Linked DNA regions of Mus musculus: region 2 is linked to region 1. The links are chromatin loops, found by intact Hi-C in ENCODE. Cell type or tissue: left cerebral cortex. All regions are shown on one strand. Each heading gives the region's core, and the rest is flanking DNA. Links, peaks and the distances in the headings are about the cores only. Region 1 has its middle 93 kb from the start of Gm30713. Region 2 overlaps Disc1 (disrupted in schizophrenia 1).

The links. Hi-C counts contacts between places; a loop is a spot of excess contacts. Peaks named below come from ENCODE experiments on the same cell type or tissue, not always from the same donor. Only the 100,000 strongest peaks of a DNase experiment are listed, where the experiment ranks them.
Region 2: a loop joins it to region 1, with 2.2 times the contacts of the local background. A loop is called at or near these places in 3 of 42 quality-filtered maps.

The regions. Positions count from the first base shown.
Region 1 is chr8:125,288,997-125,297,333 of GRCm38, reverse strand. No RefSeq gene overlaps it. Among named protein-coding and RNA genes, the nearest start is that of Gm30713, 93 kb to the left of the region's middle. In left cerebral cortex, for the core only: CTCF peaks have their summits at 4,766 (motif pointing right) and 6,419; DNase peaks (open chromatin) are centred at 4,155 and 4,783; H3K27ac peaks cover 1,239 bases.
Region 2 is chr8:125,215,270-125,223,606 of GRCm38, reverse strand. Disc1 (disrupted in schizophrenia 1) reads right to left here. Exons shown (of 13, transcript NM_174854.2): 10 at 5,450-5,510. Among named protein-coding and RNA genes, the nearest start is that of Disc1, 170 kb to the right of the region's middle. RefSeq lists an enhancer at 3,756-6,564. In left cerebral cortex, for the core only: no CTCF peak of the experiment used is centred there; DNase peaks (open chromatin) are centred at 2,331, 2,806, 4,820 and 5,144; H3K4me3 peaks cover 605 bases; H3K27ac peaks cover 1,381 bases.

The DNA of each region.
Region 1 (8,337 bases), core at 139-8,138:
ACAGTAATGCATACACAGGAGATTCAGGCCCTGGTGAGGCAAGCACAAGAGAGCCAGTGGGCTGACTAAATCAGCTTCCGCCCAGGCCCAAATCCAGGCCTTTGAGTTGGCCCACCCCATCATCTACCCCATCTATGATCTGCTGGAGTGTGTGAAGGAGCTAGTCCCACAGATCCAAAGATGCAGGATCTCCATGACAACAGGATGTCAGAGAGGAGTCCCAGTGAGGATCCAGGACTGATGGTGTGACAGAATCAGAGGCCTTGACCCAGACCAATGCCTCATTGCAAGGAACATTTGCAAGTAGAGCTATTTAGGTGGAAGTGTATATTGTGAGACACACCTTGACACACCGCAGCTTCTACAGTGAGATTTATTTGTTTGGTGTTTTGTTTGGTGTTTTGTTTGTTTGTTTGCTTGCTTGCTTCTATAGTTACTTTTGGGTAGTAGCAAGGGTGGAAGGCAGATATGAAGGGGCAGGGAGATGAGTGGGATTGGAGTGCATGATGGGAAATTCACAAAGAATCAATAAAAGGTCTAAAAACCATTCAACTTCTTATTTACCTACCTATCATCTATCACCTATTATTTATTCATCTATTTATCTATTTATCGATCTATCGATCTATCTATCTATCTATCTATCTATCTATCTATCTATCTGGCTCCCTACCACAGCCATGTGTCTGTATGTGAGTGCACGCACACAGAGGGGCCACCAAAGGGCACCAGGTGTCACCTCTATCACTCTCTGTACTGGCTGGTTGTGTGTGCCAACTTGACCCAAGTTGGAGTTATCACAGAGAAAGGAGCCTCCCTTGAGGAAATGCCTCCATGAGACCCAGCTGTAAGGCATTTTCTCAATTAGTCATTAATGGGGGAGGGCCCAGCCCATTGTGGGTAAGTCCACTCCTGGGATGGTGGTCTTGGGTTCTGTAAGAAATCAGGCTGAGCAAGCCATGGGAAGCAAGCCAGTAAGCAGCATCCCACTATGGCCTCTGCATCAGCTCCTGCCTCCAAGTTCCTACCTACCTTGTTTGAGTTCCAGTCCTGACTTCCTTTGGTGATGAACAGCAATGTGGAAGTGTAAGCTGAATAAACCCTTTCCTCCCCAGCTTGCTTCTTGGTCATGATGTTTTGTGCAGGAATAGAAACCCTGACTAAGATACTCTCCATCTGTCTCTTTGAGGCAGGGTCTTTCCCTCAACCCCATGGCCTATATTTCCTCAGTTGTGCTGAAAGCCGACATTCTCAAGAGGTCCTCTTGCCTCTGCCTGCTTTGGAGCCTTGGTTCCAGGTATACAGGAATTACTCAGCTTGTTATGTGGGTGCTAGGATCCAAATTCTGTTCTCACGGTTGCACAGCAAACTCTATTAGCTGCTCAGCCATCTCTCCAGTTCCCCAGCTTCCCCTCCCCCTTTTTTTAAACTCAAAAGATTCCAAAGATGATATGGAAGAGCTCCCACACAGGGGTCAAGCCTTGAGAGAAAGCAGTCTCAAGGGAATACTCATGAGAATGCAGCTTGGTCCAGCCTTGATTTCTTCTCTTTCCCCTTGTCACTTCATCACCAAAGCTCTTTTCTTCTACTTCTGGGGAGATTTACAAAGGAGGCGAGACATTTTAAAATCAAGGAAACCCCAAAGGAGACACATGTAGAACTGCGTGCTTTAAAGGTCAAGTGTACAGGACCCTGACCACCCAGGACTGAAGCTCAGGTGCTTTGATGGAAGCTGCCTCCTCTCACCGTGGGATCTCCCTTCTCTGGGCTTCTGTTCACTTAGCTAGAGAGCTGACAGGCTTAGGAAACATACCTCTGCCTCATGTGGCTGTCAGGGTGGCCTAGGCACAAAATAAGAGGGCATAGCCATCACCCTTGGAGGAGAATTGGGGCTCACCGTGTTGGTGAGGTAATCAAACTGGCAAAAAGCCATGCCTCCTGTCTAACCACAACACTGTCCCCGACACCCCATGCCAATATGAATGGACCCACTCTGAACTGTGAGCTGGATTCTGAATTCTGTGTATCTCCCTGGGGTATTCTCATGGGTACAGCATTTCTTTCTTCCCTCACATATGTCTGTGTACAATGAGTATGCCCAGTGCCTATGGAGGCCAGAAGAGGGTACTGGGTTTCCTGGTGGTTGTGAAACCACTGTGTGGATGATGGGAACTGAGCTCAGGTCTTCTGCAAGAACTCAGTAGTTAATACTGTGCCACCCCTCCAGCCCTGGGCATGACACTACTGTATCTTTTTTTTTGGGGGGGGGGGAACTTTTGTTTTTCTTTCTATACTGGAGTTCAAACCCAGTGCTTTGCGCATGCTAGGCAAGCCACCAGCTGAGCCACACCCTAGGTCATTGTGTCTCTCTTTCTGTATCCCAAATTGAAATGTGTTTTCTACCTAAGTTCACTCAATGAAAGAGCTCCCTCAGAGTACTTCCCCATGGAGAAGCATATTCTATTCACGTGGTCTGTGTCTTTGAGCGGCTGTGTTCGCAGACTGTCTGCTCATTAGGCTAGCAGATACATGTGTCTGTAACTCCTAACGCCTCATTCATTAATCTCGGATTCCAGCGTTCCAGGTTTAGTTTCAGTTATGTCTTAGCATGAAGGGAAAGAAGATACCAGCCACCAGTGTCTGTAAATGCAATGGGACAAGGAGCTTCAGCAACCAGGAAGGAGAGCAAGGCATTATCACTCCCAATGAAAGAAGAGGACCCCCAGCTGAACCTCACAGATTGTGACAATCACGGAGTCCTCAGTCCTTCCAACGTCCTGATGTCTTCACGGAGCCGTGAGTGAGTGAGTATCCAGGCCAAGTGACAGAGGGAAGCACACAGAAGTAAGGAAGATGTCACAGTTGTAGCAAGCCAAGCTTACCCTCGGAAGAAGCCAGAATTCAGGGTGCAGGTGTGTGTTTTTCACATAGGATATTAAAAAAAAAATCAAAGTCACACAGAATACTTTGCAACACAGTTTTCTACCTCATTTTCTCTGTGGAACCAGCAGATGTTACAGTGCTGGCCCCAGGCTGTGGGACCTTCCCTCGGGGCTCTCTTTGCTCTGTGCTCCTTCCCTTCTGAGGATTTCTCACATCATTGGGTGTGGATGTGGACTAGCTGGTACTGTGCAAGCTTTGCTTTGCTTTGAAACTATCATAACTTCCTTCTTTCCTCCTTCCTTCCTTCTCCCTTCCTTCCTTGCTTCCTTCCATCTCCCTTTCTTTCTTTCTTTCTTTCTTTCTCTCTCTCTCTTTCTTTCTTCCTTTCTTTCTACTCACATAGTACACAGCACAGCAGGATTGACATCAGTCCTTCATGCATCTTTGGCTACAGTGCCTCACAACACAAGGACAAATACAATGGGGGAGGGGGGAACTATCACCCTGACGCCAAGTGAAGTTTCTTCCCTGACAGCTTAAGCTAAGACACCATCACCCATTCATCTGCAGCAGGAGAGCTTAACTTCCCTTTGAAGGATGGAACAAAGCCCAGTGCCTTCCTCTTGTATGCGTCTAGCTACTGTGCCCACCCCACAAGTCTACGACAAGGACCAGTGGTCTGAAGTGTTTGAAAGTGAAATGTCCCCATGTGTTTGAACATTTGGTCTTCACCTGGCGGTGCTGTTTGAGGAACACTGTGGAACCTTCTAGACTTAAAGACTAGCTGGTAGGTATAAGAGCATGGGCATTTGGCTTCTGAGCAATAGCCTGCTCCCACTTCCTGCCTGAGTGCTCCCACTTCCTGCCTGATTAGCTCTTTGCTGCATCCTGACTGCCAGCTGCTCCTTGCTGAATTCTGTTGGATGTTTGGCCACAACCACAAGAAAGCAATGCATGTCAGGCCTACCAGGGAAGCAGAACTTCATACCTAACGGTCCAGGCCTCCTGGGATGCAGGTCTCAGGAGGACGGCTCATACCTCACCCCTTGGCCCTGGCCCAGAGATGGTAGCCCCATCGTGGGCACCACTATGTCACTGCAGGTGCCATTCCCTTTGACAGGCAAGCCTTTCTCGGATGCCCTGGCCCTGTGCCCAGGAGATAAAGATGCAAGCAGGACAGATTCAAGCCACCCTTTCTTCTTAAAATAAGCCATTCATTTTTCAGGGAGTGAGAGCTATTTTTGACTGCATTTGCTCCTTGGCAGCTGTTTCCAAAATGGCTTCGCTGGTCTAAGAATCCATGATTCATCCCTGGGCTGGGCGAGGGCTGGGGACATGGAAATTCCAGAGGGAGTTATAAATGTCACAGCACATGCTGGAGGCTCCCCAGCCCCTCTGGGAAGCCAGAAAAGAGTGTCTGCAAATTCCACAGCCGGTGGGAAACAAGAGCCAGCATTCAGCTGGCGTGGGTCAAGTGCTCTTGCCCTGTCCAGTGTGGGAATCAGACAGCAGCAACCAAAACCCCAGGGTCTTGGGATTGTCCCCAGTCTGCGGGCCACCAGGTCCCTGCAGTTGGTTTCTATCGTGTCCTTGTTTCCACATCTGATTTATTGCTTTCTTTTCTTTTTCTGAGGGAAATATTCTAGAAAACAGTAAAGTCATATTTGATATAAAATATTTCAGTCAGACTATAGAAGAGGAGAATGCAGGCCAGCTGTGTGGTCTTCATGCTCTGAGTCCACCATCAATATAATTTCCCTGACTCTTAGAGAGTCCTCCAGCCTTGGGCACGCTAGGTAATCGCTCCACCACCAACCGACATTCTGCCTCTACCTTCATCACTTTTATCTTTAATTCTGTTCACATGTGTGTGCACATGAGTGTAGTTGCCTATGGAGACCAGAAGAGGGTGTTGGGTTCCCTGGAGCTAGAACTACCGGTTACTGTCTGACCTTCAACACAATTTTCCAGATCCGGCTGTCTGATTCCCACGCTGGGCAAGGCCAGAGAACTTGATCCCTAACCAAAGTCAAGTCTCCTCCGCTATGAAGCTTTCAGACACTCACTTGGGACTTCTCAGAGCGCTTAGCGAGCCCCAAACACAAACTGTGTCCCTGGCAAGAGCCAGATACATGCGTTCTGGAAACGAGAATGAAATTCATAATAAGTCAGGCTCAACAACGAACTCCCTTCATCCTGCCTCTGTTTAGAAGATTTTTTCTCTGTGTGTGTTTTACACAAGCAGCCCCTGCAGGAGTCCGAGATTCCATTAAAGCCAGCGTGTAAAGACTGCTTCTAGGACAGCCTTCCCAGCGCCAGACACTGCGTACTGCGGGTTCCAGATGCTGGTCCCTTCTTAGAAAAGCCTCGTGTCAGAACCCTCAGGAGTGCGGAATTCCCAGCGGAGGAATTCCTGGCTTGTTTTGCTTTGTTTTCTAGTTACTGTTTTAATCCTTTATTATAAAGTTTCTTAGAAAGCGCCAGGGCCTTCCTTTCAGGGAAATGGACGGAGTATAATATCTTTTTAAGGGGAAATTAAGAACTTCCCGTCTAAAATTAGAAGTATTTATCTAGGCCCATGGGTGGGAAATAAATCAAGAAATTGTGAATCTGGTTTGAGGCCCACAGGGCTCTTGAGACATCAACTTGAGACTGGAAGAAAAGAGAGCTCCGGGAAATGAGGCTGTCAGATGCCAGGGATGAAGGGTCAGGTGATAATATAATGAACTCGCACACTGGTCACGAGCCTTCCAAATGAACAGAGCCCGGTGGAAAGTGGGCGGGGTACTGGAGCAGGGCGGGCGCAGGGAGGGACTTGGAGGCTTCAGTTATCCTGAGCAGAAAACAGATTGCTTAGGGGAAAAGAGTGGAGTAGCCTGTTCCCTTGGGTCATTCTGTGGCAATTTAGAGACGACCCCTCCTGCCTCTGTCTCCGGAGCAACTCCCAGTGTCCTGGGAAGTTAAACAGTTAAAAACAGTTATGCTGAGTGATTCACCAGCATGCAGATATGTGTACACGTGTGTACCTATACATCTCTATGCATACACCACAGACGGGGACACTGTGGAAAGTGACTAGAGAGATGATGTGACATGCCACATGCACAGGCTCCTTTATCTCACAGGGACAATCTCCAACTACTAGTGACAGTCTGCAAAGGAAATGGGTTCCAGGCCACAGCTAACGCTAACCTAGCGGGCCCGGAGATCTGAGGTCTGCAGAGGGCAGACTGTGCATGGAAAAGCATTCGTCCTAAATCTGATGCTTTACAATTGCTGTTTAAACTTTTAACAAGGAAGAGACTTACGTTGCATCCAGAGAGGAGAGCCCAGGGACCCTTCCCACCTCCACAGAGTTTGTACATGCTCCTGTGGAGGCTAGGCTGTGCTTTCTTTCCTGGCCTTGGCTCAGGATGCTGAGGAGGACAGAACCAGACAACAGGCCCCTTGTTCTAGGCTGGAGTGGGGAGCAGAAGTGTGGTGGTGTAGGGAGGAATGACCACATCCTAGTGGCCAAAGCAGGGACTGCCATCCCAGGCGAGGGCTAAAAACACTCCAGTGCAGCCATTAGAAGTACAGGCTCCTGAGAATTAGACTTATCACAATAAGAACTCAGTGCACAGGCAAAAATAAGCACAGCCTGTCAGGGCCCTAGCATTTATAGACCCTCGGAAAAGTTCCCAGAATTCCAAACACCACACAATGACAGAAACTATCTGCAGCTGGCAAAACCACAGCTCTGCTAGAGCATGAGGCAAATCATAGTCAGCTGCTGTGGACAGTCCAAAGCAGCCCCACATCCCACACCTGGGATTAAAATGAAAACGCATCCTTACAATATTTGCAATATTTCTGTGTTTTGAAAGAAACCAAAATTCCAGAGTTCTCACTACACTTTGAATGAGTTCTGTGGTCAGATGGCAACCCTATGTTTAGTTCTGTTGGGGAGGAGGTATGTAAGTGTACTGTATGTGCATGTGTGTGGGTGTGAGTGTGTATGTGGGAAGTGCATGTGTGGTACGTGTGTGTGTGGAAAGTGTGTTTGTGGTATATATGTGAGTGTGTATGTGGGAAGTGTATGTGTGGTGTGTGTGTGTGTGGTATATATGTGTGTATGTGTATGTGGGAAGTGTATGTGTGTGTGGCATGTGTGTGTGGTGTAGGTGTGAGTGTGTGAGGTATATGTGTGTGAGTGTGTATGTGAGAAGTGTGTGTATGTGGTATATGTGCATGTGTGTGGTATATGTGTATGTAGCATGTGTGTGTGTGGTATATGTGGTATATGTGATTTATTTTATATGGATTCTATCTTAAAAGATAATCTTCTGAAACAAAAATATAATTCTCAACAGCCCATTTTAAAATTAACCATACATTTGTGTATATACAACCAATAAGAAGAAATCAGCACTGTCACAGTTAGCTAGTGAATGTCAACGTTGTCTACCTAGTGAATGTGAATGTGTTTGGTTATGTTTGGGGAGTGTGATTTTCCTCCTGACACTGGAGATCCTAGTTAATAATTTGGATTTTGTGATAACTCTCACTGTAATTCAGTCTGACAGCAGACATCTCAGCATATAATCTCTGTGTTCTATAATCTGTATGTCTGAGTGAGCAACCCGTAAATACAAAAATAATTTCAAACAACTACCCAATCCAGGGAAATGCATCTGCCCCATGTCCTGCCATATCTGGTGTCTCTTGGGAGTTGTTAGTGTTTTCATATTCCTCTTTGTTCTCCCTCAACTTCATAGCATGAAAATATGTGCTTGCTACAAGCTAATTATCTATGGAGAAAGGCTTGCTGTCACCGGGTTATCAAGCAGCAGAGTAATGGGGCTAGAGAGGTAGCACAGCAGGTAAAATGTTTGTTGCATATAGTGGCTTGAATAGGAATGGTGCCATAGACTCAGGTGTTGAGTGCTTGGCCATAGGGAGTGGCACTATGAGGAGATGTGGCCTTATTGGAGATGTGTGGCCTTACTGGGGGAGGAGTGGCCTTATTGGAGGAGGTGTGGCCTTGTTAGAGAAAGCACATCACAGGAAAGTCAGAGCTTTGAGGTTACATATGCTCAAGCTAGGCCCAGTGTTGCATACGATCTCCTGCTGCTTTCAGATCAAGATGTAGAACTCTCAGCTCCTCCAGCACCATATCTGCCTGCACATTGCCATGCTTCCTACCATGATGATAATGGACTGAACCTCTGAACCCATGAGCCAACCCCAATTAAATGTTGTCCTTTATAAGAGTTGTCATAGTCATGGCCATTCACAGCAAAGAAACCCTAAGACACTACACAGGCAGGAGGAGCTGAGTTCTGATCTCTAGCTCCCAGAGAAAAGCTGAGGATATGTACCGCCCGCACTGGGAGGCAGAGACAGGAAAATGCCTGGAGCTTCCTGCCCAGCCCTCCAGGTGCACTGAGATACTGTGTTAAATAAGGTGGAAAG
Region 2 (8,337 bases), core at 289-8,288, 74 kb after region 1:
GGGACTCACTCAGGGCTGACACCATGTCACACAGTGGTCCTCCTGGCATAATGCCCAGGGTTACGTCAGGCCTCTGCTTCTTTATGGACCATCTTCTCCAGGTGACATGCCCACTGTCTCTGGGAACTATCGAAAGAGAGGTAGAATAGGGAGCTGTGGCAACCCCAGATGCTCTTGGACGTCTACAATGGGTCTCTATGCAGAGATGCAGAGCTCAGGAGACCCAAACAGCTGATTCCTGGGCCGGGGATACACAAGGTCAGGGCTCTCCGGCTCATAAACTCAGTGCCAGGTGTGTGGCTGTGAAGGCAGCAGGTGACACTAGGACCTCGGCCAGCCGATGATGCTGTGCGTGGGAACCACTGCAGGCTGCTCAGTCTCCAGCAGAGCCACTGACAAGGACTCAGTTACCACTTGTCCTTCCCCGTCTGAGGGAGCTGCAGGCATCTGGCCAGAGGGCAGGCAACAGAAAGAGCAGGCTGTTTACATAATGGAGGTGGAGAACTTGCCATGACCTTGAGACTCACTAGGAAGGCAAGAGAGTCTCTCTTGCTTTTAGAAAATGTGTGTGTGTGTGTGTGTGTGTGTGTGTTTCAGCATGGATTTTCTAAGATGGGGTCTGTTAGTATTTCTTCTAGGCTCCACCTCACAGTTACCTGGCAACAGCCAGGTGTGCCTGACTCACTATAAAAGGGGCTGCTTGCCCCCCTCCTTGTTCTCTTAGTCTCTTACTCTCTTGCCCTCTTCCCTCTCTGGGCCTTCTTTCCCCACTCCCCTCTCCCTCTCTTTCCACATGTTCAGGCCAGCCTCTACTGCTGTATGATCTCTCTCTCTCTCTCTCTCTCTCTCTCTCTCTCTCTCTCTCTCTCTCCCTCTACTACCCCCTCAACTCCCCTCCCCAAGCCCTAAATAAACTCTATTCTATACTATACTGTTCTGTAGCTGGTACCTCAGAGAGACGGGTTGCCTTGGCATGGGCCGGGAGAGGCACCCCTTTCCCCACACCAACCTCATTCTATCAAACATATTCCTGGCTCTTTCTTTCTTTTTATAAAACACAACAGGGTCTCTCATTGACTCGAAACTTAAAAAGTAGGCAGAGCCAGTGAGCCCCATAAATCCTCATGTCTCTACCTCCCCAGGGTTGGGTTTAAAGCCTGCCCCCCCCCCCGCATCTGGCTTTTACAATGTGGGTTCTGGGGGCTGGATTCGGGTCCTTGTGTTTGTACATCAAGCACTTTGCTGGCTGAGCCAGCGTCCGTCTCTCAAAGCAGATCTTTTCCACTCCATCATATTTTTTGTGGTTTTATATTGCTACTGTTGAATAATAGCTCTCATTTATCCAGTCATTATTGCATATAAGAAGCATCCTTTATCTTCTTCTGCAATTGTCTCATTTTTATGATAGAAAAAGGGGGCTTGGAGAGATTTATTGTGTAGTGAATAGCCACAGCTCAAGAAGGGATCACACTCAGATGTAGACAATCTCATTCCCGAGCCCAGACTTTAAACCTGTACGCACAGCAACCAGGAGAGATGGTCCTAGAGGCTCCCACAGAATCCCATCCCGGGGCGGGTGTGGGGGCTGGAGAGATGACTCGGTGTTTAAGAGCTCTGGCTGCTCTTCCAGAGGTCCTGAGTTCAATTCCCAACAACCACATGGTGGCTCACAATTATCTGTAATGGGGCCTGATACCCTCTTCTGGTGTGTCTGAAGACAGCAACAGTGTATTCAGAAAATCTGTGTGTGTGTGTGTGTGTGTGTGTGTATGTATGTATGTATGTATGTATGTATGTATGTATGTATGTATATTCCATCCCTGAACAACACTTCTACCCTGACCCTGAATTTGGATTTGAGGGTACACATTGGAGTCACCTCCTTCAAGGATGGAAGCAGACACAGTATGCTTGAAGGTTTTCTGATCTGTGTTAGAGAAGGGGCCTTAAGATGACCCGTGATAAAGACCTCAATAGAACTGAGACCCTCGGGGTAATTCCTGTGGTTGGTGCTTTATTTTAATTTGTAATACTGAGAAGGTCAGGGTGGACTCTGTTTGTCACCTATGATGATTTGGTGATGAGGGACTGGTGGCTTCTGAGCCAATCTATCGGAAGAGCTGAGCTTTTGGCCAGAGCTCATCTTCTCTCTCTCTCTCTCTCTCTCTCTCTCTCTCTCTCTCTCTCTCTCTCTCTCTCTCTCTGAATTGTCCTGAGGACTCTTGCCAGCAGAGAGCAGGCGGCCTGCAGGGAACACTTGCTTATGGCAGTGGGCGATGACTCTGGGAGCCTTCAGGCACTCCCAGGCTCTCTAACTCCCATTCTGATGACTTTTCCCACTCACTGCTGGCTCCCAGCTTGAAAGCAGACTGTTGGTGTGAACAGGCTGAGAGGTGTGTCTGGGAGCCCTGGGAGATACTCCATGCCTTTCTCTGGCCTTGCTCAGCTCTGTTGAAGCCCTCTGGGATGTTAGCTGAGTAACCTACCTGTCGACCATTGCCTGTGAGGGCATTCTCGCCAAAACCTCCAGCTAATTAGTAGGTAAACATTACGGTTTGTTGTTGTTGTTTTTTAAGAACCAGATCTCCTTTAGAAAAAGGTTATCACACTCTTAATTCAAAATAAATTGGAGATAAGACACCTGAGTTCCCGAGTGCTCTTTCCCACCGTGGGTCAGAATCACACACAGGGGTCTCCGAGCACCCTCACATGCAGAGACAAAGCCTGCCCGCCCGCCAGTGTCTTTTCTGCTTTGATTGTGAATGTCTGACTCACCATCAAGCAAACACTTGAGAACTGAAGTAGAGCTCAAGGACACAAAAATAAACCAGCAGCCACTAAACTGCATTGATGCAACTGCTTCAGATTCAAGTCCAGGAGAACAGAGCCCACAGAGAGCTGAGAGCATCTAGAAAGATAAAGGATGTTCCTCTCCAACCATGGACACAATGGGCTCCATGGGTATATATAAAACCAGTGTACACATCTTGGTTGCAGGCAGGTGAGGCCTGGCCCCTGTCAGCCCGAGGTGCTGGCTTTTCATTGGACATAAGGATTTTCTCCTCCTCCATGGTGGTTACAGGCATAAGATATAAGATTGTTGTAATACATATACTTCACCTACAAAGGGGTTAGGGATAGAGAAGAAGAGTGGGGGAGATGGAGGGAGAGAGGGGCTGGGAGGAGTGAGGATGGGGAGAGGGAAGAGGGATACAGAGAGGGGAGAGGGATGGGGAGAGGGAGGGAGAGAGTGGGAGAGTGGGAGACTTCTGTGTCAGTCACAGGGTACCATCATCTTCTGGTTTTGTTTGTTTTGGGTTTGGTTTTGTTTTCTTTTGAGTTTGGTGTGTATGGCTCACTGGCTGGGAACTGACTAGTCTAGGCTGGCTGGCCAGTGACCCCCAGGGATTCCACTAGTCTTGCCTGCCAGTGACCCCCAGAATTCACCTATCTCTGCTTGCCTAGTACAAAGGCATAAGTGCACACCATCACGGTGGGCTCACTTATTCAACCTGTAGTCTAGGGATCAAATGCAGGTCCTTGGGGGTCCAAAGCCAGCACTTTACCAACAGAGATGTCTTTCTTGCACCATAGTAAAAACCTCTGAGCTGAGAAAAGTTGTGGTGGACACCTGTAATCTCAGCCTTGGAGGCCTGAAGTGAGAGGGCCTGAATTCAAGGCACACTTAGGCTGCAGAAAGAGACTCTCAAAGAAACTGCAGGCAAAAAGTAAGAATTCTCTAATACTTCCTTTGACTCGCTCAGAAGGCTAACAGAGAATATGTGACAACTGAGAAGATGGAAATTAAAGCCAAATTCAGGCCTGAGGGGAAAGAGTTAAATCAACACATTCATGTTTGCTATTACCTCTGTAACAGCCTGAAGGGGATGGTGAGTGGGCGGGCTCCTTGGAGTGGCTTTCTTGTGGTCTTTAATATTCTACTGTGAGTCACAAAGACAGGATGCCAAGGCAAATGGGTCTGAACATTATATCTATATGTCTACATATCTATATACCTATATACCTATATATCTATATATCCATATCCATCTCTATATCTATATCTCAATATAAAAGAATCAACCCATATAAAGGAAGAGAAAATAAAAATACAGGGGGAAAGATGGCCAATTCTTCCTGAGGGTTATATGTCATTGGCAGGACTGCAGTTGGGGAAGTGTCTGTCTGTCTGTCAGTAGTTATGCTCCAGGAGTCCTAAGATGATCCTCTCTCCCTCTCTGCCTTTCTCTGTCTCTACTCCTTCAACTCCCCTCCCCACACCCTAAATAAACTCTACTCCATACTATATCTGTCAGAAGGCTCAGGGGGAAGGGATGCCTTAGCATGGGCCCTCAGAGGTCTGTCCAAGAGTCTAAGGTGACTCTAAGTCACACCTCAGGGGGCCTGCATGTCTGAAAAAAAAAAGGTATCAGGAATAAGATGGAGAGAGGCGTATCAGAACGCTCTCACCAGTACATGGCAGGAAAGCCAGCCTCAGACCCAAGCCCCTAGCTTCCTGCATATACTCCTGACACTCAGTCCATGATGGCCAGCTCTGACAGGGCTTTCCCCAAGTCTAGGGGCAGCAAGGTCAGTTGGTGGGTGGAAGGACTTGGCTTTCAACCTGAGGCTAATCCCACACCCCATCATCCTGAAGGGAGAGGCCTTGGCACTGTCCTGGCAGACAAAGGTTTAAGGCAAATCTATTCCAGAGCCACTTAGCAATTTCCAAAATAGTAGCAAGATGTTTCCATAAAACCAAACTGGCTGCCAGGGAAGAAAGGCACAGACTACATTGTGGAACTTGTTCCCTTAATTAGGACCAGATCCCGCTGGCTGGGGTTTGTTTCCAGAAGTAGACATCCCAGCAAACCAGAAACAGCTTGACGTGCTGCGGAGTCCCTAATGCTTCTACGATCTGAATTCCTAATTGGGTTTAAAAAAAAAAAAAAAAAAAAAGAAAAGAAAAGAGAAAAAGCAAGCAGGAATTTTCATGCTGGTTTTGATTCGGGATTCAAAACAGAACCGACAATGCAAATTCCTGCATTGCTCTGTGTGTAAACCAGTTCACAGTCCTTAAGACCCCTTCAGCGGCTGCGGTTGCCTGCGCGTAGAAAGCAAAAGCAGACCGCAGCATGAATTCTTAGCTCGGTATCCCAAAGAGGCTTTTCTTATTCTGAGATGTGAGAACTGCCCTGTGTTCTCGCCAAGATGCTTTTAAACATTCTAATCTATTTGCTTTGTCAAAGGGGAGCCTGGGCTAGGAGATGTTGGAACAGCACCTGCTCCTTCCCCTGGGGATGCTGGGTGTTTTCCTGCTTTCTTTGTTAATGTATTATAAAGATTGACTGGCTCCTTCCCTTGCCTTCACTGAATTCTAATAAAGCAAGCAGATATACCCAGAGTCTATAGGGCAGGAACTCCCCCCCCACACACACACACAACTTACCTGCTCAGCTGACCTTCCAACACTTCCATGCACTTCACAGTGTTTGCCTTCATGCGTGTTTCTGCAAGAAAAACCCAACGTGAGCACAGCTGTAGCCCAAACTGAGAGACAACCACAAATGCTCATTTAAAAGCTGAAAACAAAGGATCGTTGGTCAAGGGTCTAATAATAACAGCATGTTGTGTTTGGAAGACCCGAAAACCCATCCAAGTGGCTGCCTAGAGCCCTGTGCTAGAAAGATGCAGAGGCTCCAATTGTCTCTGCAGCTGGAAGCAGGCACAGGTAATGACATTGGGCCACCCTGGCTTGATACTGTCATGACAACACCTCTCTTCCAAAACAGATAGCCTCTGTTAATGAAAACTGGTATGTACTCACATTTATAAACAATCTGGGCTTTCAAACTAATACTTTGTTAAACAAATTAGATACTAAACGCTAGACTCGATGTTAAGCTTTAAATATGAAATGTCCTCCAGAGGGACACTGTCTGAATGCTTAGTCTCCAGCTATCAGAAGTGGGTCCCTGGGGCCAACTCTGCCGGTGGTATCTGCTTCTGGCTCCACCCCATGCTGTCTTCTTCCTGTTCCACCAAGATGTGAGGATCTGACCCCTAGCTCACACTGCTACAGAGTGCCCTCAAAGGGAAGTATGTTGCTACAGCGTGGTGTTCACAAAGGCAAGTATGTTGCCAAGGATGCACCTTGAAGTTACTATCTGCTTTTGCTTCAGCCAGACCAAGATGATTATGGACACAGCCATACCCCTGCAGTACCCACCTCCCCCCCCCACACACACACTGTCTCACCCCCATCCCTGCCCCATGAGGATCAGGATGACTGTAGACACAGCCACCTCTGTGTCTACAATAGCCATGCCTGGCCCATCATGATGGAATTTTCTCTCTGAAACCATGAGTCAAAATAAAATTGTCTGGGAGGTGGCTCTGGGCAAAACAAGAATGGATATGATCAAAATACACTGTAAGAAATTTTCAAAAGGATTAATGAAGCTATTATATAAAAACATGAAAAAACCTCCTTTCCCTGATACCTAGCTTCTGTGGCCTCATAGCCTGATGACTTTCCCTGGGATGGTCAAACTGCTTCCTGTGCTTTCCAGCTTGCCTGGAGGCTGACACTGGGGCAGATCGCTGTTGGGATAAGAGTTTCCTGACCCCGAGCACCTGCCACCACCATACCGAACCCCACCACACTGAACCAGGCAATCTAAGAGCACCTTGCAATATGTACAGAGTCAGTTCACAGCCCTCAAATCAGGCCAGAGTGTGAACATAGAGTTTAGACATCTAACTTGCAAGATAACACAATCACCAACACGCTGACTGAGAACAAGGGCCATCTTCTCTTCTCACTTCCTTACTCTTACATCCTGAGTCTGCCAGAGAGAGAGAGGTACCTCTGAGGGACTGATGATCCCCAGAACAAGGAAAGGTGCTCAGGAGACGCCAAAGGGAACAGCCATGGGCCTTCAGGCTCTTACAGGGGGAGAGGCATGAAGCAGTAGTCCCCACTTGCCAACTGAATCCAATATTCAGATTATGCTACTACTAGAACGGAATTCAAATAATTAGTTTAATGACTCCAAATTAAGTGGAAGCTAATTGATGATTGAATATGGTAAATTTGTGAAAATATTTAGCAGAATGCATGCCACAAGCATAGGTCGGTGCTAAAGGTGTTTAACTTAGAGCTCATTTCATGAAAGGCACTGTATATAGTATTATTTGTGTGTACATGTGTGCGTTCATGTGCTTGTGTGTGCATGTATGTGTGTATATATGTATGTGTGCATGAGCACGCATATATGTGAGTGTGTCTGTGTGTATATGTATGTGCATGTGTGCATGTATGTATGTGCGTGTGCATGTGTGCATATGTGTGTGCATGTGTGTATGTGTGTGTGCATGCATGCATGTACATGCATGTGCATGCATGTGTGAAGAAGCCAGAGGTAGCCATCATGTGTCACTCTCCATCTTACTTTTTGAGACTGGGTCCTTCCATGAGCCCAGAGTTTACTGATTTGACTGGTCTGTTTTCCAGTGAGCCTCGGGGATCCTGACTTTCCAGTGCTGAGATGGCAAGCATGTGCCACCATGCCACCCAGCTTTTAAATGGGTGCTGGTGTTGAACTCTGGTCTTCCTATGTTCTCAGTGGGTAATTTACCTACTGAGCCATCTCCCCAGATCCCTGTACTTGGTGCTACTTAAGTATAAAAAGGATCAAGCATCAAGGAACCCAGAGGGGCCAGGCTAACATGCTGGTACATTTGCTTTTTATCTTTTCTCTCTTTCTTTAAAACAATTTCTTTCTTTCTTTTCTTTTCTTCTCTTTTCTTCCTTCCTTTCTTTCTTTCTTTCTTTTTTTTTTTTTTTTTAAGACAGGGTTCCTGTGTAGCTCTGGCTGTCCTGAACTCACTGTCTCAAACTCAGAGATCTGCCTGCCTCTGCTTCCTGAGTGCTGGTATCAAAGGTATGTGCCACTACCTAGCTACATTTTTCTTTACAGATCTCACTATGTAGAAGCCTGGATGGCCTGGAACTTGCACTATAACCAGGGTGGCCTCAAACTCCTAGAGATCCTCCTGCCTCTGCCTCCTGAGTGCTGGGATTAAAGACATGTACCACTATAGCCAGCTATTATTACATTTTCTACAAAATACTTGTTTTTATTTTATGTGAACGTTTCCCTGTGTATATATGCGTGTGCTGTGTACATGTGAGTACATTTTTAGAAGCTGAAAGACCTTTTCTTTGGATGCAAACACACACATACAATAACAGAAGTAATGCTTGGCCTATTTTTGCAAAAGTAAGTTATCAAATTACAAAGATCAACACTTGAGCACCAACTTAGCCAAAAA